Regions from separate parts of the Homo sapiens genome. Here region 1 is linked to region 2. Evidence: read pairs that join two places in POLR2A ChIA-PET (ENCODE). Cell type or tissue: HepG2. All regions are shown on one strand. Each heading gives the region's core, and the rest is flanking DNA. Links, peaks and the distances in the headings are about the cores only.

Region 1 (9,607 bases), core at 4,685-7,184, 53 kb before region 2:
GTACAGTTCAGTAGTGTTAAGTGAACTTACACTAAGAAACATATTTGTAAGACCTCTTTGCATCTTAGGGAACTGAAACCCTGTACCCATTAAGCAACTTCGCTTTGTTCCCTCCCCTACCTCCTGGTAACTGCTGTTCTGTTTTCTGTGTAGGTTGACTACTGTAGATACTTCATATAAATGGAATCATACAATATGTATGTCTTTGTGACTGGCTTATTTCGTTTAATGTAATGTCCACAGATTTATCCACATTGTAGCATGTGACAGGATTTCCATCCCCTTTAAGGCTGAATAATATTCCATTATATGTATATATCACAATTTTTTTTTTTCTTTTTGAGACAAGTCTTGCTCTGTTTCTTGCCCACGCTGGAGTGCAGTGGCACGATCTTGGCTCACTGCAACCTCAGCCTCCCGAGTACCTGGGACTACAGGCACACGCCACCACGCCCGGCTAATTTTTGTATTTTTATTAGAGTCGGGGTTTTACCATATTGGTCAGGCTGGTCTTGAACTCCTGACTTCGTGATCTGCCTGGCTCGGCCTCCCAAAGAGCTGGGATTACAGGCTTGACCACCGCGCCCGGCCACAATTTTTTTTTTTAAATCTATTCTTCTGCTGATGGACTTTTGGGTTGCTTTCACCCCTTGGTTATTGTGCATAGTACTTTTGTGAACATAGGTGCACAAATCTTTTGAGATTCTATTTTCAATTCTTGCAGGTGTTACTCGGCAGTGTAATCTATTGGATCATATGGTAGTTTTTGTTTTTGTTTTTGTTTTTGTTTTAAGACAGTATTACTCTTGTTGCCCAGGCTGGAGTGCAATGATGCAATCTCGGCTCACTGCAACCTCTGCCTCCTGGGTTCAAGCGATTCTCCTGCCTCAGCTTCCTGAGTAGCTGGGATTACAGGCACCTGCCACCACACCTGGCTAATTTTTGTATTTCTATTAGAGACGGGGTTTCACCATGTTGGCCAGGTTGGTCTCAAACTCCTGACCTCAGGTGATCCACCCGCCTCGGCCTCCCAAAGTGCTGGGATTACAGGTTTGAGCCACTGCATCCAGCCAGTTTTTAGTTTTTTTAGGAAATGCCATGATCTTTTCCATAGCAGATGCACCATTTGACACTACCACTAATAGTACATGAGGATTCTGTATTAGTCTGTTCTCATGCTGCTATGAAGGAATACCCCAGACTGGGTAATTCATAAAGAAAAGAGGATTACGGCTGGGCACGGTGGCTCACGCCTGTAATCCCACCACTTTGGGTGGCCAAGGTGGGCAGATCACGAGGTCAGGAGATCAAGAACATCCTGGCCAACATGGTGAAACCCCAGCTCTCCTAAAAATACAAAAATTAGCTGGGTGTGGTGGCGTGTGCCTGTATTCCCAGCCACTTAGGAGGCTGAGGCAAGAGAATCGCTTAAACGTGGGAGGCAGAGGTTGCAGTGAGTCGAGATTGTGCTATGGCACTCCAGCCTGTCGAGAGAGCGAGACTCCGTCTCAAAGAAGAAAAAAAAGAGGTTTAATTGACTCAGAGTTCTGCATGACCGGGGAGGCCTCAGGAAACTTAAAATCATGGAAGAAGGCATTTCTTCACAGATTGGCAGGAGAGAGAATGAGTGCCAGCAGAAGAAATGCCAGACGCTAATAAAACCATCAGATCTTGTGAGAACTCACTCGTATCATGAGAACAGCATGGGGGAAACCATCCTGGTGATTCAGTTACCTCCACCTGGTACTGCCTTTGACATGTGGGAATTACAATTCAAGGTGAGATTTGGGTGGGGAAACAGAGCCAAACGGTATCATTCTGCCCCTGGTACCCCCGCCAAATCTCATGTCTTCACATTTCAAAACACAATCATGCCCTTCCAACAGCCCCACAAAGTCTTAATTCATTTCTGCATTAACCCATAAGTCCCAGTCCAAAGCTCATCTGTGACAAGGTATTACTTCGTTCTCATGCTGCTGTGAAGAAATACCCAAGACTGGGTAATTTATAAAGGACAGAGGTTTTTTTTTTTTTTTGAGATGGAGTCTCGCTCTGTCGCCCGGGCTGGAGTGCAGTGGTGCAATCTGGGCTCACTGCAAGCTCCGCCTCCTGGGTTCACGCCATTCTCCTGCCTCAGCCTCCAGTAGCTGGGACTACAGGCACCCCCCACCATGCCCGGCTAATTTTTTGTGTTTTTAGTAAAGACGGGGTTTCACCGTGTTAGCCAGGATGGTCTCGATCTCCTGGCCTCGTGATCCACTTGCCTTGGCCTCCCAAAGTGCTGGGATTACAGGCGTGAACCACCGCGCCCGGCCAGGACAGGTTTTTTTGTTTTTGTTTTTTGTTTTTTTTTCTTTTGAGACAGAGTCTCGCTCTGTCACCCAGGCTGGAGTGCAGTGGGGCGATCTCAGCTCACTGCAACCTCTGCCTCCTGGGTTCAAGCGATTCTCCTGCCTCAGCCTCCCAAGTAGCTGGGATTACAGGTGCCTGCCACCACGCCTGGCTAATTTTTGTATTTTTAGTAGAGACAGGGTTTCACTGTGTTGGCCAACCTGGTCTCGAACTCCTGACGTCAGGTGTTCCGTGCCCCCTTGGCCTCCCAAAGTGTTGGGATTACAGGCGTGAGCCACCGTGCCCAGCCGTAAACCTCTTTTCTTTATAAATTACCCAGTCTAGGGTATTCCTTCATAGCAGCATGAGAACAGACTAATACAGAACCCTCATGTACTATGGCCAGGAAAGAGGTTTAATTGACTCATAGTTCTGCATGGCTGAGGAAGCCTTAGGAAACTTACAGTCAGGGTGGAAGGTGAAGGGGAAGCAGGTACCACCTTTACAAGGTGGCAGGAAGGAGAAGTGCCAGGCAAAGGCGGAAAAGCCCCTTGTAAAATCATCAGATCTCATGATAACTCACTATCAAGAAAGCAGCATGGGGGTAGCCACCCCCATGATTCAAATTACCCCCCACCAGGTCCTTCCCATGACATGTGGGGATTATGGGAACTACAATTCAAGATGAGATTTGGGTGGGGACACAGAACTAGATGATATCATATATCATCTAGTCAAGACATTTGTCTTTTTTATTGGGTATTTGATTACGATTGTTTGATTCCTAATTCAAGTAAGGTTCACACTTTACACTGGGTGATAGAAACCTGTAAATTAAGAGACCTCAAACAAAGACAAAAACAAAAAATTAAGGGTCAGGCACAGTGGCTCAGGCCTGTAATCACAGCACTTTGGGAGGCTGAGGTGGTAGGATCACTTGAGCCCAGGAGTTGAAGACCAGCCTGGGTAATATAATGAGACTCCATCTCTACAAAAAAAAAATGTTTTGTTTTTTTTTGACTTGGAGTCTCTGGTGCTGAGGCGTGAGTGCAGTGGCATGATCTTGGCTCACTGCAGCCTCCGCCTCCTGAGTTCAAGCAGTTCTTCTGCCTCAGCCTCCCAAGTAGCTGGGATTACAGGCACCCACCACCACGCCCGGCTAATATATATATATATATATATATATATATATATTTTTTTTTTTTTTTTTTTTTTTTTTTTTTTTTTTTTTTTTGAGATGGAGTTTTGCTGTTGTTGCCCAGGCTGGAGTACGGTGTCCTGATCTCGGCTCACCACAACATCTGTCTCCTGGGTTCAAGCAATTCTCCTGCCTCAGCTTCCCAAGTAGCTGGGATTACAGGCATGCGCCACCACGCCCAGCTAATTTTTGTATTTTTAGTAGAGACAGGGTTTCTCCAAGTTGGTCAGGCTGGTCTTGAACTCCCGACCTCAGGTGATCCGCCTGCCTCGGCCTCCCAGAGTGCCTGGTTTACAGGTGTGAGCCACCGAGCCCAGCCTAATTTTTGTATTTTTAGTAGAGGCAGGGTTTCACCTTGTTGGCCAGGCTGGTCTCGAACTCCAGTGGTCTAAATCCTGACCTCAGGTGATCCACCCACCTTGGCCTCCCGAAGCGCTGGGATTACAGGCGTGAGTCACCCTACCTGGCCTACAAAAAAAAATTTTAAGATTTAAAAAATAAAACACAAGAGACCTCTTTTTTCCTTGCAATTTGTTTTTTGAATAAAGGGTCGTTTGTCCTGGCAAAGTTTCCCACAATCTGGATTTTGCGTATTGCATCCTAAGAATGGTTTTTACTCACAGCCGTTCTGACACCAAATGTGTGGGGTTTTTCCACCACTCGACGACCAGTTCTCCAGTTCTCTGGACACCAACTGGGTATCCTACAATTCAATTGAATTCTGACCGTAACTACCCAGAATTACTGCAGACTCCACAGGTTAAGGACTCAGTCCCATAAGACAGTGCCCACTTGACACACCAGTTATAAGTTCCAAATTGCCTCGTGTACTTCTGACCAACCAGCTGTAAACTGGGGTTTGCCATGACCACCTTTTCAGGTTTAATAATTTGCTAGAATGATTCAAAACTCAGGAAAGTGCTTTATTTACTGTTACTTGTTTATTATAAAAGACATAACTTCAGGAACAGCCAAATAGCTGTGTAGGGCTAGGTATGGGGGTGGGGCCTGGAGCCTCCGTACCCTCTCTGGGTGTGCCACCCTCCCGACACCTTGATGTGTTCACCACCCTAGAAACTCCAAACCCCATTGTTTAGGGGGGTTTTTGTTTTGAGACAGGTTCTCACTCTCACGCAGGTTGTAGTGCAGCGGCGCAATCTCGGCTCACTGTAACCTTCAGTTCACAGCAACCTCCGGCTCCCAGGCTCAAGCAGTCCTTCCATCTTAGCCTCCCGAGTAGCTGGGACTGCAGGCATATGCCACCGTGTCTGGCTAATATTTTCGTATTTTTGGTATAGACGGGGTCTCACCACGTTGCCCAGGCTGGTCTTAACCTCCTGAGCTCAAGCGATCTGCCCGCCTCGGCCTTTCCAAAGTGCTGGGATTACCGGTATGAGCCACTGTACCTGGTAAACTTAAATTATTTGCACAGATGTAGTTCCTCAGTGCACTAGCATTTTATTTATTTATTTTTATTTCTATTTATTTGTTTGTTTTTTTGAGACAGAGTCTTGCTCTGTCACCCAGGCTGGGGTGCAGTGATGTGATCATGGCTCACTGGAGTCTTGACCTCCCAGGCTCAAGCAATCCCCCTGCCTCAGTCTCTCGAGTAGCTGGAACTACAGGTACCACTACACTCAGCTAATTTTTGTATTTTTTATAGAGACAGGGTCTTCCTATGTTGCCCAGGCTGGTTTCAAACTCCTGGGCTCAAGTGATCTGTCTGCCTCTGCTTCCCAAAGTGCTGGGATTACAGATGGGAGCCCCCGTGCCCGACCTGGATTAGCATTTGAATAACAGCTATTTCATAAAATTCTTCTGCCTTCTGAAAAGTATTTGAGAAGGCTGGCATGGTGGCACATGCCTGTACTGTCCTGGGCCTCTTCTGGGGGAGAGTGACAGGCTTGGATTTAGAGCAGGCCCAGCCCTCCCCACCCTGGTTGGCTGTGGTTCCCAAAGATGTGTCCAGTGACCGAAGCTTGAGTCGGTGACAGCCTCTGGGTAAGCTTCCACAACCCTGGGGTTATCTGTCTGAGGCTGGGCCTAGGTCAGGCTGATGGGAGGATGGGTCAGAGGCTGCTGTGATTGGCCTTGACTCTGCCTGGTGGTTTAGCTCTGCCCTTGCTTAACCTCCAGGAGCTAGGAAGGAAGTACAAATGGGATGTGACATGATTCAGTGGAGCTGGGAGAGGGGAGGGCCCTGCTCCCACCTCCCTTTGGCCACTGGTTGGCAAATGCCTTTAGTTCAAGGTCTCTCTGATTAGGGACTTAGGACCAAGGCCTTGTGGTGGAACAGCCTCTGCTGGTGTAATTATGACCTATTGTTTCTACTGACAGCAGAATGGCCTCCCCTACCAGTTTAATTTGTGGTTTAGGGGGTACGTTTGGTGTTCTTTAACCTTGTAGAGTGTGGAGCTACTGTGGTGTGGCATGGGACAGGGGGTTTGGGCATAGCAGGAGAATTTGGCGTCAAATGGGTGAGAATCCACAGGGCATTTAGCAGAACCCCAGGTCTGGGGGCCCGTGGGTGACTTCTGTGACCTTGAGCCCCTGCAGAGCTTTCCCTGCAGTTCTGCCTTAGAGATGCTTGAAAGAGGGTTTATTGACCACTGATCACATGGCAAGTGCCCTGCAAGGCCTCTAGGGGTATGTGCGTATGTGTGCACATGCACACTGTGTATGGGTTGGCATTGAGTTGAGTGTCCTAAGGGTATGTTCCTGGCCAGAGGTGAAACTTTGACACTTGACTGGTCATGGAGGATGAATTGGTTTGCCAGGTGACCTGAGAATGGGGATGAGACATTCTAGGCAAAGAACAACACATGCCAAGATTGCTTTTATTTATTTTGAGACAGGGTCTCCCTCTGTTACCCAGGCTGGTGGCGCGATCTCTGCTCACTGCAACCTCTGCCTCCCGGGTTCAAGTGATTCCCCCACCTCAGCCTCCCAGGTAGCTGGGACTACTGGCGTGTGCCACCACACCGGGCTCATTTTTGGATTTTTAGTAGAGACAGGGTTTTACCATGTTGGCCAGGGTGGTCAAGAACTCCTGACCTCAGGTGATCTGCCCGCCTCAGCCTCAAGTGATCCACCTGCCTCATCTTCCCAAAGTGCTGGGATTACGGGCATGAGCCACCACACCTGGCCAAGACTGTTTTTAGAGATAATAACTTAGACCAGGCATAATGGCTTACACTTGTAATCCCAGCACTTTGGGAAGATGAGGCAGGTGGATCACTTGACCCAGGAGTTTGAGACCAGCCTGGGCAACATGGCAAAACCTTGTCTCTATAAAAAAATACAAAAATTAGCCAGGCATGGTGGCATGTACTTATAGTCCCAGCCACTGGGGAGGCTGAAGTGGGAGGATCACCTTAGCCCAGGGAGGTCGAATGCATTCCAGCCTGGGTGAGTGAGACCATGCCTCAAAAATAATAATAATAATAACAAGATAGAGGCACAGAGACATGACCTCAGGGTCACGCAGGTAAGAGTAGACCAGGAACTCAAATCTAGGTGTGATTTTGAAGTATGCATGGAAATTGGCCAGGAGGGCTTGTTAAAAATACAGATTGCCTGGCCATACCCCAGAATTTCTGATCCAGTAGATCTGGAGTGGGGCTTAAGATTTAGCGTTTCTAACAGGTTCCAGGTGATGCTGATGCTGCAGGTCAGGGGAACCCTGTGATGTGGACCTCACTAGGCTCTTGATTTGTGCTGTCATACTCAATCCTCATGACGGATAAGGAAACAGGCTTAGAAAGAGTCAAAGTTGTTCACTTGTCTAAGGCCAGGAGCCAAATAATGACAGGTGGCAATAGTATGGGTGGAGGGTTGTCCTTGGGTAGCAGGGAGGCTGGCTAGCACATCCTGGAGTGGAAACCTCCTGGGAAGGTGTAGTGGAGAAAAAGGATTTGAAGTTGATAGCTTGCTTGCTGGAGAGAGGGTGAACAGGCTCTTCCTTCAAGAAAGCTCCCTGGCTTTGACCTGGCGCGGTAGCTCATACCTATAATCCCAGCACTTTGACCGGGCACGGTGGCTCACACCTATAATCCCAGCACTTTGGGAGGCTGAGGCAGGCGGATCACTGGAGGTCAGGAGTTCGAGACCAGCCTGACCAACATGGAGAAACCCCATCTCTACTAAAAATACAAAATTAGCCAGGCGTGGTGGCACATGCCTATAATCCCAGCTACTCGGGAGGCTAAGGAAGGAGAATCACTTGAACCCGGGAGGCGGAGCTTGCAGTGAGCCAAGATCACGCCACTGCACTCCAGCCTGGGCAACAAGAGTGAAACTCCATCTCAAAAAAAAAAATTAAAAAAAAAAGCTCCCTGGCTTTCTGCTAACGTGTCCTTTTTGGGTGTGGTGTCAAGTCTTGCATAGCTGGACTGTGGTCTTGGAGACAGGATGCACTAAGAGTAAGAGTGATTAGTCAGAGGAGTGGGCCTGAGAACTCAGGAAAGGCTTGTGAGGGACTGAGGCTTGAGTTTTTACTTTAAACAGCGCCACTTTTTTTGTTTTGGTTTTTTTGAGACAGAGTCTCGCTTTGTCACCCATGCTGGAGTGCAGTGGCCTGATCTCAGCTCACTGCAACCTCCACCTCCCTAGTTCAAGCAATTCCCCTGCCTCAGCCTCCTGAGTAGCTGGGATTACAGGCGCACGCCACCGCGCCTGGCTAATTTTTTTGTATTGTTAGTAGAGACGGGGTTTCACCATGTTGGCCAGATTAGTCTCCAATTCCTTTATTTATTATTATTATTTTTTTTTGAGATGGAGTCTTGCTCTGTCACCAGGCTGGAGTGCAGTGGCACGATCTCTGCTCACTGCAACCTCTGCCTCCCAGGTTCAAGCGATTCTCCCACCTCAGCTTCTCGAGTAGCTGGGATTACAGGCCCCCGCCACCATGCCCAGCTTTTTTTTTTTTTTTTTTTTTTTTTGTATTTTTGGTAGAGACAGGGTTTCACCATGTTGGCCAGGATGGTCTTGACCTTGTGATCCACCCTCCTCAGCCTCCCAAAGTGCTGGGATTACAGGTGTGAGCCAGCGCGCCCGGCCAAGCATCACTTTTTAAAACAGCCAGTTTATTGAGACAGGTGCTTTGCAGGTATTGTCATTACAACCCTATGAGATAGATGTATTTTCCTCATTTTGCACATGAGGAAACCGAGTTTCTGGGTGCAGTGCTTTGCCCTTGCACCCAGCAGGTAGAGAGTGGGGCTGGACTCCAGGCTGTGGGACACTGTCCCCTGCTCTGATGCCTCATGGCCTTTCTTCCCTCTCCAGCTTATCACACAGACTTTCAGCCACCACAATCAGCTGGCACAGAAGACCCGGCGGGAGAAGAGAGCCCGGCAGGAGGCCGAGCGGCGGGAGAAGGCGGAGCGGGCGGCCAGACTGGCCAAGGAAGCCAAGTCAGAGACCTCAGGGCCCCAGATCAAGGAGCTAACTGATGAAGAGGCAGAGAGGCTGCAGCTAGAGATTGACCAGGTGAAGGGTGGGCTTCCCTTCTCCACCCCTCAGATCCCCCCTGGCACTGAGCAGTGGGGTCCTGTTGCCAACTGCTGTGCTCTTTGCCCCAGAAAAAGGATGCAGAGAATCATGAGGCCCAGCTCAAGAACGGCAGCCTTGACTCCCCAGGGAAGCAGGTGAGATGGACTGCAGGGACTTGGGATGAGCCAGGAGCTTGGAACTTACAGGAAATCTCCTGCCTACTGCTTTCTCTGGAATACCCTTCCTTATCCTATCCCCTCCCCTCCTGGCTTTGGGAATCTTCCCCATACTTTAAGATCACACTCAGAGACATTGAACCAAAGGATCCAGGTTAAAAAAATAAAAACCTGCCAGGCGCAGTGGCTCACACCTGTAATCCCAGCACTTTGGGAGGCCGAGGTGGGTAAATCACGAGGTCTGGAGTTCAAGACCAACTTGGCCAAGATGGTGAAACCCCATCTCTACTAAAAATACAAAAATTAGCCAGGCATGGTGGTGGGCGCCCGTAATCCCAGCTACTCGGGAGGCTGAGGCAGAGAATTGCTTGAACCCGGGAGGCGGAGGTTGCCATGAGCCGAGATCACG
Region 2 (9,607 bases), core at 5,897-8,396:
CATCCAGTCCCCTATCCAAGTAATTGGCACCCACACCAACATTTTGTTCATGTCTTATTTAGGAATCCAGAGGCCTCATTTCAAAAAAAATTTTTTCGAAACAGGGTCTTACTGTGTTGCCCAGGCTGGAGAGCAGTGGCACAATCTCGGCTCACTGCAGCCTCGACCTCCTGAGCTCAAGCGATCCTCCCACCTCAGCCTCCTGAGTAGCTGGGGCTACAGCCATGTGCAACCATGCCCAGCTAATTCTTAAATGTTTTTGTAGAGACGGGGTCTCCCTATGTTACCCACGCTGACCTCAAATTCCTGGGCTTAAGTGATTTTCCTGCTGCAGCCTCCCAAAGTGCTGAGATTACAAGCACGAGCCACCGCGCCCGGCTTCCAGAGGCCTCATTTTACAAATGCAGGAACAGAGTCAGAGAGGTGAAGGAGAGTGCTCAGGTCCACACAGTGAATTAAGCCCAAGTCTTCTGGCTTCTAGGAAAGATTTCTTTATTCTTTTCTTTTCTTTTTGAGATGGAGTCTTGCTCTGTCACCCAGGCTGGAGTGCAGTGGCACAGTCTTGATCTCAGCTCACGACAACCTCTGCCTTCCGGGTTCAAGCGTTTCTCCTGCCTCAGCCTCCCGAGTAGCTGGGACTCTAGGCGTGTGCCACCATGCCCAGCTAATTTTTGTATTTTTAGTAGAGATAGGGTTTTACCGTGTTGGTCAGGCTGGTCTCGAACTCCTGACCTTGTGATCTGCCTGCCTTGGCTTCCCAAAGTGCTGGTATTACAGGTGTGAGCCACCACGCCCAGTGGAAAGATTTCCCTAAGCCCTAATTGATATAAAAGCTTTTTGTTTGTTTGTTTGTTTGTTTGAGACAGAGTCTCACTCTGTCACCCAGGCTGGAGTGCAGTGGTGCGATCTCGGCTCACTACAACCTCCACCTCCCGGGTTCAAGTGATTCTCCTGCCTCAGCCTCTCGAGTAGCTGGGATTACAGTGTGCACCCTTGCACCCAGCTTTTTTGTTTTTAATTAGAAAAAGTATTTGTTTCTGCTCCTTTCATACATCTTATTGTTCAGGAAAGTCTTACATACAATTCTGAAATAATCTACCATCACACACTCTAGTTAAAGTGAAGCACCATAGATAAAGCTGATCAGCTGTCCAGAGTTCTCAGTTTATGTAATCTTGCTTCTTGATTTTATGTTAATTTCTGAAAATCAGAAATGTCATCTCTAAAAAATGGTAAGGGGGTTGTAAAAAATAATCACTTTACTTGATATTATAGTTGAGATATAGAGTATATTTTCTTTAAGAAATGAAAAACTAAGAAGAAAATGCCACTCAACATCGTTGGTACAGCAATAGGTCAGCAGGAAAAAAAAATACTGTGATAAACTTGTCTCTTTAATACCAAGAAGAAATTCTAATCCAAGCTTCAATATGCTTCCTGTTTTTTCACTAGAAGTTTCTTTTACTGCTGCTCTTCATTCTTTTCCACATTTCATATTAGAGGATTGGTACAGCCTTTAAAACTTCATTGACAAGAAAAAATCCAGTATCCACTGATTTCTTCTCAAAGGCACTCTAACCCATCAGATAGCTCGGCAGTTTCATTCTCATGAATACTCTAGCCATGAAAATACTCAATAGAACACAGACAAATCCAATGAATAGAAGAAGAAATCTATTGAGTTTTGGGATATTTGGTGCATTCAATTGGTCCAGGATTATGAAACCTAAACCTCCCATTGTAAACAGGAAGCTGGATGCAAGTCCTTCCATAATATATTGTCCATTTACTCTATAGGCAAAGAAAGCTACTGGCCTCTGATGCCCATGTTCATCAGTCATAGAGCCAACACTTGGAGGTTCAACAATAACATCATAAATGATTCCTCCGGTAATGAGGAAGACACCACCACCAGAGCATACAGTCATGGCCGACAGCATGTGCAGCCAGGGCGGCTTCTTCAGCTTCAGGTTAGGACATTCAAGCACTAAGAACAGGACATGGTACAAAATCTCCATGTTGGTTGCATAAAGGCAAAAGCTCTTTATTTTATTTTATTTATTTATTTATTTATTTATTTATTTATTATTATTTTGGAGACGGAGTTTCACTCTGTCATCCAGGCTGGAGTGCAGTGGTGCAATCTCAGCTCACCGCAATCTCCGCCTCCCAGGTTCAAGAGATTCTCCTGCCTCAGCTTCCCAAGTAGCTGGGACTACAGGCATGCACCACCATGCCCGGCTAATTTTTGTATTTTTAGTAGAGATGGGGTTTCACCACATTGACCAGGCTGATCTTGAACTCCTGATCTCAGGTGATCCACCTGCCTCGCCCTCCCAAAGTGCTGGGATTACAGGTGTGAGCCACCGTGCCTGACCCATATAAAAGCTCTTGATATAACAATGGAGAGAAAGGAGCAAGGAGGAGAAGAAGAATGAGGAAGCATTGAATCAGGTGTTCACTGGCAGGCAGGAACACTGACAGGTGTGTAGGGCAACCAGAGACCTTGTGGGGAGGGCAGGGGAGTCTGTTAAGGAAAGGGAAGGTGGAGGCTGGGGCCTGACTGGGTTATTTTCGGAGCTGCTATCTTTGTCTGCATCTGCTAAATTATTAAACTGAGATCACTTCCTAGAGGGTGCCAGGCCAGGTTGCCAGGGAGAGGCTGAAAGGGAGAGGTTGGATCTCTTAGCAGAGGACTCAAATATTCTAGGCTGGGATGGACATATACTCCTCAGGCCTTGACCCCTTCCCCACCCCACTCTCAGCTAATGGAGGGGATTGGGGATCCTGCTTGGGGCCACAGCCACAGTCACTGTCCCCTCCACAAGGCTGTCTCTTCTGGCTGCTGTCCTGGAGGCAATAGATACATACTGGACCAGACTCTGGAACCTGGTCCCATCTCAGCTGCCTCTTCTCTTTCAGGGTCTCAAACTCAGGCCACAGGTTTTGAGTCAGATAGATACGACCAGATATGACCATAGATATGTGAGATCTTGGGCATATCCTTGCATGAGTCAATGTCCTTGTCTATGCCATAGATATTAGCCGTTCCACTTCTCAGATGAAAACCCTGACGTTCAGAGAACAAAGGTGCCTCTCTCAGGGTTGCATAGCTAGAAAAGGACTGAACTTCGATTCAAACATAAGTCTTTCTGATTTCAGGCTCCTTTCCTCTATTCTTTCTTTTTTAAATTTTTTTGAGATGGAGTTTCGCTCTTGTTGCCCAGGCTGGAGTGCAATGATGTGATTTCGGCTCACTGCAACCTCTCCCTCCTGGGTTCAAGAAATTCTGCCTCAGCCTCCCAAGTAGTTGAGATTACAGGCGTGCGCCACCACACCTGGCTAATTTTGTATTTTTAGTACAGATGGTGTTTCACCATGTTGGTCAGGCTGGTTTTGACCTCCTGACCTCAAGTGATCCACCTGCTTCGGCCTCCCAAAGTGCTGGGATTACAGGCGTGAGCCACCACGCCCAGGCTTTTTCTTTTCTTCTTCTTCTTGTTTTCTTTCTTTTTTTTTTTTTAAAGATACAGGGTCGGCTGGGTGAATACTAAGAATACAAAAATTAGCCAGGTGTCGTGGCGGGCGCCTGTAATCCCAGCTGCTCAGGAGGCTGAGGCAGGAGAATTGCTTGAACCTGGGAGGCGGAGGTTGCAGTGAGTTGAGATCGCACCATTGCACTCCAGCCTGGGTGACACAGTGAGACTCCATCTCAAAAAAAAAAAAAAAAAAAAGAGAGAGAGAGGGTCTTTCTGTGTCTCCCAGGCCAGAGTACAGTGGTGCAGACGCTGCTCACTGCAGCCTCAAACTCCTGGGCTCAAGGGGTCCTCCTGCCTCAGCCTCCCATGTAGCTACAGGCGTGCACCACCAAATCTGGCTAATTTTTTAAATTTTTCATAGAGACAGAGAGTCTTGCTATGTTGCCCAGGCTGGTCTCAAACTCCTGGACTGAAGCAATCCTCCCATCTTGGCCTCCCAAAGTACAGGATTATAGGCACGAACCACTGTGCTTGGCCTATTATTTTTATTTTTTGAGATGAGGTCTTGCTCTGTCACCCAGGCTGGAGTGCAGTGGCAAGAGACAGCTCACTGCAGCCTCGACTTCCTGGGCTCAAGCGATCCTCCCACCTCAACCTCCTGAATAGCTGGGACTACAGGCATGCACCACCATGCCCAGGTAATTTATTTTTATTTTTCATAGAGATGAGGTCTCACCATATTGCCCAGGCTGGTCTTGAACTCCTAGTTGCTCAAGTGATCCTCCTGCCTCAGTCTCCCAAAGTGCTGGGATTACAGGCATAAGCCACCTTGCCTGACAGCCTATTCTTTTTCAGTATTTTAGTATTTTATCTGTCTTCCAGATTTTCTACAAAAGGAATGTACTCTATAACTTTTATAAAGATCAGAAAAACACAATAATCATTACAGTTATGGATGGATTTCTTCATTCCAGGTGTTGTGTTTGCTGGGCTGGATGTGCACTAATAGGTGGTAGACTGTGGCTCCTATCCACTCCGAGAGTGTGGTGCTCAGGCCAGTTAAGAAAGCTGACAAGAAGCTGGGCACAGTGGCTGACGCCTGTAATCCCAGCACTTTGGGAGGCAGAGGCGGGCGGATCGCTGGAGGTTGGGAGTTCGAGACCAGCCTGATCAACCTGGAGAAACCCTGTCTGTACTAAAAATACAAAATTAGCCAGGCGTGGTGGCTCATGCCTGTAATCCCAGCTATGCGGGAGGCTGAGGCAGGAGAATCGCTTGAATCTGGGAGGCGGACGTTGTAATGAGCTGAGATTGCACCACTGCCCTCCAGCCTGGGCAACAAGAGCAAGACTCCGTCTCAGAAAAAATAAATAAATAAATAAATAAATAAATAAAATAAAAAAGAATAAATGAATGAATGGAGAAGGGAACTCTCCATTCTCAGCAAGCTCTACCCTTGTGTTTTCTTTTCTTTCTTTCTTTCTTTTTTTTGAGACGGAGTCTCTCTCTGTTGCCCAGACTGGAGTGCAGTGGCGCAATCTCAGCTCATTGCAACCTCTCCCTCCTGGGTGCAAGCAATTCTCTGTCTCAGCCTCCCCAGTAGCTGGGATTACAGGTACCCGCCACCATGCCCGGGTAACTTTTTTGTATTTTTAGTAGAGATGTTTCACCATCTTGGCCAGGCTGATCTTGAACTCCTGACCTCGTGATCCACCCGCCTCTGCCTCCCAAAGTGCTGGGAATACAGAAGTGAGCCACCGCACCCGGCCTACCCTTGTGTTATTTTTATTTTTCTTCCTTCCTTCCTTCCTTCTTTCCTACCTTCTCTCTCTCTCTCTCTCTTTCCTTCCTTCCTTCCTTCCTTCCTTCCTTCCTTCCTTCCTTCTTTCTTTCTTTCTTCTTTTAATGGAGTCTTGCTCTGTTGCCCAAACTGGAGTGCAGTGGTGTGATCTTGGTTCACTGCAATCTCCGCCTCCTGGGTTCAAGTGATTCTGCTTCAGCCTCCCGAGTAGCTGGAATTATGGGCATGCACCACTACACCCGGTTAATTTTTCTTTTCTTTTCTTTTCTTTTCTCTTCTCTTCTCCTCTTCTCTCCTCTCTCTCTCTCTCTCTCTCTCTCTCTCTGTCTCCCCCCACCCCCGTCTCTCTCTCTCTCTCTCTTTCTTTTTTTTTTTGATATGGTGTCTTGCTCCTGTTGCCGAGGCTGGAGTGCAGTAGCGCAATCTCAGCTCACTGCAACCTCTGCCTCCCAGGTTCAAGCAATTCTCCTGCCTCAGCCTCCTGAGTAGCTGGGATTACAGATGTGCACCACCACGCCTGGCTAATTTTTGTATTTGTATTTGTATTTATTTATTTATTTATTGAGATGGAGTCTCGCTCTGTCGCCAGGCTGGAGTGCAGTGCCATGATCTCAGCTCACTACAACCTCCGCCTCCCGGGTTCAAGCGATTCTCCTGCCTCAGCCTCCTGAGAAGTCAGGACTACAGGCTTGCCCCACCACGCCCAGCTAATTTTTTGTATTTTTAGTAGAGGTGGGGTTTCATCATGTTGGCCAGGATGGTCTTGATCTCTTGGCCTCATCATCCACCCACCTCGGCCTCCCAAAGTGCTAGGATTACAGGTGTGAGCCACCGTCCCTGGCCATATTTTTGTATTTTTAGTAGAGATGGGGTTTCACCACATTGGCCAGGCTGGTCTTGAACTCCTGATCTCAGGTGATCCATCTGCCTCAGCCTCCCAAAGTGCTGGGATTACAGGCGTGAGCCACTGTGCACGGCCTAAATTTTTCAATTCAGACAAATGTTTATTGAGTGCTTTATGGGGCCAGGCACTCTGCTTGACTTCAGGGGATTCTAGTGATAAGCAAAACCAGTCAAGGGGGAGAGACTATTAATAATTAAACAATAAACAAATACATACATATGACTCATAGGAAATACCACAGAGGATAGCAACAGGGAGCATTGTCAGAGAACAGGGAGGTAAGGAGTGACCACGGAGTGGGTCATATCTGTGTTTGAATTCTTGCTTGGCCATTTACCTGCTGTGTGAACTTGGGCAAGCCTCTTCACTTCTCTGGACTTTGGTTTCTCATCAGGAAGAGACGGCTATCAATCTCCCTTTCTTAGGGATGATATCACGAGACAGAGAACATTCATTCCTTCAATAAATATATACTGTGCATCTTCTCCCACTCAGATAAATTACTTGCCCAAGGTCACCCAGATGGGCAGTGTGTGTTGGTTTTCAACCCGGGTCTGACTGGTTCTCTGGATCTGGCCAGTGGTTGGGGGTGGAGATAAGTCCTAGTCTTCTTCCCCTGAATCAGTCCTTGAGGAGTTGGGAGCAGTGATCTGCCTCATGAAGGCAAAACACCTGTCCATCTCCCCACCACCATGGCAATGAGGGGCTTCTGCCCTGAGAAAGACCTATGATTGCATGACACAAAAGAGACTGTTCAAAGGGACACCATCATTCAGCAGGGCAAGCCTCCTTGCTGGGGGCAACCTGGTAGCTCCTGAGCCTCCCTCATCTTCACTGAGCCCCTCCAACTCTCTGAGTTCCCATGCCCCTCACTGAACCTCCCTTCCCCCATGGCGAGCCTCCGCCAGCACCTTTGCACACACTCAGCCCCTTCCCCCTACTGAGCCCCAGCACAGTCACTGAACAGCTCTTCTTCCCCTCTGACTGAGTCATCCTCCCAAGCCCTCCCCTTCCCCTCACTGAGTCTCCACCACCCCTGGTCACTGGGCACCCTGCTTCTGACCTCCTCCCTCCCCCAACCCCTCCACCCTTCCTCTTCACTGAGCCTGGCGCCTCTCACCCACCCGCCTTCCTCTCCCAGCCGCTTCTGAGCTGCCTCTTTGGAGCCCAACTGTCTCGCCCACGAGTCCCCATCACTCAGTCTCACTCACTCTAAGACACCTGAAAGCAGTTAGAGAACATGTGTTCATGGGGGGAGGATGAGGCTCTATCATCATCCTGCACATCATGCAAGCACGCCATCTGCCTCCTCTTCAGGCTTCAGCAGTCACACTGGCCATACCTTCCGCAGGTCCTCCTGAGCCCAGGGTCTGCTGCAGTCCTTCCCAATCGGGTTCAGAGCTGGTTTCTGGACCCCTGGCCCTTGCCCCCACCCACCACAGAGACCTCCCATCTCTGATGCCACCTTCAAGTAGATGGAAACTGAGGCAGGCCCATGGTGTCTGAGCCAGTGTTTGGTATGGCAGGGTCATTTCTGTTGGGGGAAAAGTGGGCAGGGTTCCATTCTATCATTTTGTCAGGGCCAGATGAGAAGTGTCAGATAAAGTCCCACATAAAGAACGTCCCTCCACCAAGAGGACTAGACCCAGGTATCTGAGCCCCCAGAGGGCATGAATGGCTGAGCTCGTGCATTTCTGTCCAGATTCAAAAATCTGGATTCAGCCACCAGTCGTCAATAAGACATTGGGCAAAGCACTACTGCCCTTCAGGGTCTCAGTTTCCCCTTCTTTATTTTTTATTTTTATTTATTTTTTGAGACTGAGTCTTGCTCTGTCGCCCAGGCTGGAGTACAGTGGCACAATCTCTGCTCACTGCAACCTCTGCCTCCCGAATTCAAGCGATTCTCCTCCCTCAGCCTGCTGAGTAGCTGGAACTACAGAGGTGCGCCACCACACCTGGCTAATTTTTTTGTATTTTCAGTAGAGACAGGGGTTTCACCATGTTGGCCAGGCTGGTCTAGAACTCCTGACCTTAGGTGATCCACCCACCTCGGGCTCGCAAAGTGGTGGCGGAGCCACCGCGCCCCGCCAGTCAGTTCCCCGCCCCCGCACACCCCCCTTCCCCCTTCCCGCCCCCGGCTTTTTTTTTTTTTTTTTTTTGAGACGGAGTCTTGCTCTGTCGCCCAGGCTGGAGTTCAATGGCGCGATCTTGGCTCACTGTAGCCTCCGCCTCCCAGGTTCAAGCGATTCTCCTGCCTCAGCCTACCGAGTAGTTGGGATTACAGGCGCCTACCACGACGACCGGCTAATTTTTTTCTATTTTTAGTAAAGATGGGGTTTCGCCATGTTGCTCAGGCTGGTCTTGAACTCCTGGCCTCAGGTGATCCGACCGCCTTGACCTCCCAAAGTGCTGGGATTACAGGCGTGAGCCACCGCGCCCGGCCAGTTTCCCCCTCTTTAAAATGTGTAGGAACACCGGCTGGGAGGAGTAAACACGAGCCGGGGCAGGGAAAGAACTTTGCACACCGTGGGGTCCGGGGCTCCTCTGTGATGCCACCAAGGTTTGCAGGCTCAGCGGCAGCGCTGAGGTATTTGTTCTGCGAATAAAGCGCTCTACCTATCGTGGAATCAGTCCAGCTAGATCCCCGTCCCACCAGGACGGCAGTCGCCCCTCTGCGTTAACCCTTCCACTGCCCTAGTGAGGTGGGAAAGGGGGTCCTTGAGAGCCCTATGGCCCAGGAGAGACCGGGCAGAACTGATTCGGCCAAGGGCAGCATGAGGTGTGGGAGGAGCACGGCACAAGGAGTCAAGCCTCCTGCGTTCTAGCCCAGGCTCTCTTCGCACAGAGGCCTTAGGCAAGACCCTCCCCCGGATGGAGACCGGATTCCGTGAATTTCTAAACACCAGCTACCAGAGCTTATGACTCTGAGGGGCCAAACCAGGGAAGATGAGGCTCCCTTTGCACCCAAAATTTGGGGAGAGGCGAAAGGGGACCGGATGCCCTAGCGGAGCAGAATCCGGCGAAGGGCAGGACCTGAAGGGTTTGGGGAATGCCCTGAATGTGCAGAGCGCGGGGGGGGGGGGGGGGGGCGGGGCGGATTCAGGGCGTGCCTGTCTCTGATTGGCTGTGCCGCCCGTCGCTCCGCCCCGTGTTCTATAAGATGCGCGGACGGCGGGCGCGCCTCTGGGGTGGGGGCTGTGGCCGTGTCTAGCTGTTCGGGTGTGCTGTGGTCATCCTCCCTGCGCACCTACAGCCGCAGACCGCCGGTGGGGGGCGGGGGATGCCGGGCTGCCGCATCAGCGCCTGCGGCCCGGGGGCCCAGGAGGGGACGGCAGAGCAGAGGTCGCCGCCGCCGCCCTGGGATCCCATGCCGTCCTCTCAGCCCCCGCCCCCAACTCCGACCTTGACTCCTACCCCGACCCC

The links. ChIA-PET counts read pairs that join two places held together with the same protein. Peaks named below come from ENCODE experiments on the same cell type or tissue, not always from the same donor. Only the 100,000 strongest peaks of a DNase experiment are listed, where the experiment ranks them.
Region 1: POLR2A ChIA-PET joins it to region 2 with 23 read pairs; 8 of 35 experiments call an interaction of 5 or more read pairs at or near these places.

What each region holds. Positions count from the first base shown.
Region 1 is chr1:26,932,642-26,942,248 of GRCh38, forward strand. It overlaps NUDC (nuclear distribution C, dynein complex regulator), which reads left to right. Exons shown (of 9, transcript NM_006600.4): 3 at 8,816-9,019; 4 at 9,112-9,177. Among named protein-coding and RNA genes, the nearest start is that of NUDC, 16 kb to the left of the region's middle. RefSeq lists silencers at 30-79, 170-219. In HepG2, for the core only: no CTCF peak of the experiment used is centred there; a DNase peak (open chromatin) is centred at 5,700.
Region 2 is chr1:26,984,323-26,993,929 of GRCh38, forward strand. OSTCP2 (oligosaccharyltransferase complex subunit pseudogene 2) reads right to left here and starts at 2,021. Exons shown (of 1, transcript XM_047437145.1): 1 at 1,435-2,021. The coding sequence starts at 2,018. The coding sequence ends at 1,575. It overlaps TRNP1 (TMF1 regulated nuclear protein 1), which reads left to right and starts at 9,370. Exons shown (of 2, transcript NM_001013642.3): 1 at 9,370-9,607. The coding sequence starts at 9,465. RefSeq lists enhancers at 6,356-6,650, 8,228-8,729, 8,730-9,229, 8,983-9,142, 9,367-9,607 and a silencer at 9,283-9,607. In HepG2, for the core only: a CTCF peak has its summit at 7,483; DNase peaks (open chromatin) are centred at 6,349 and 7,269; H3K4me3 peaks cover 1,602 bases.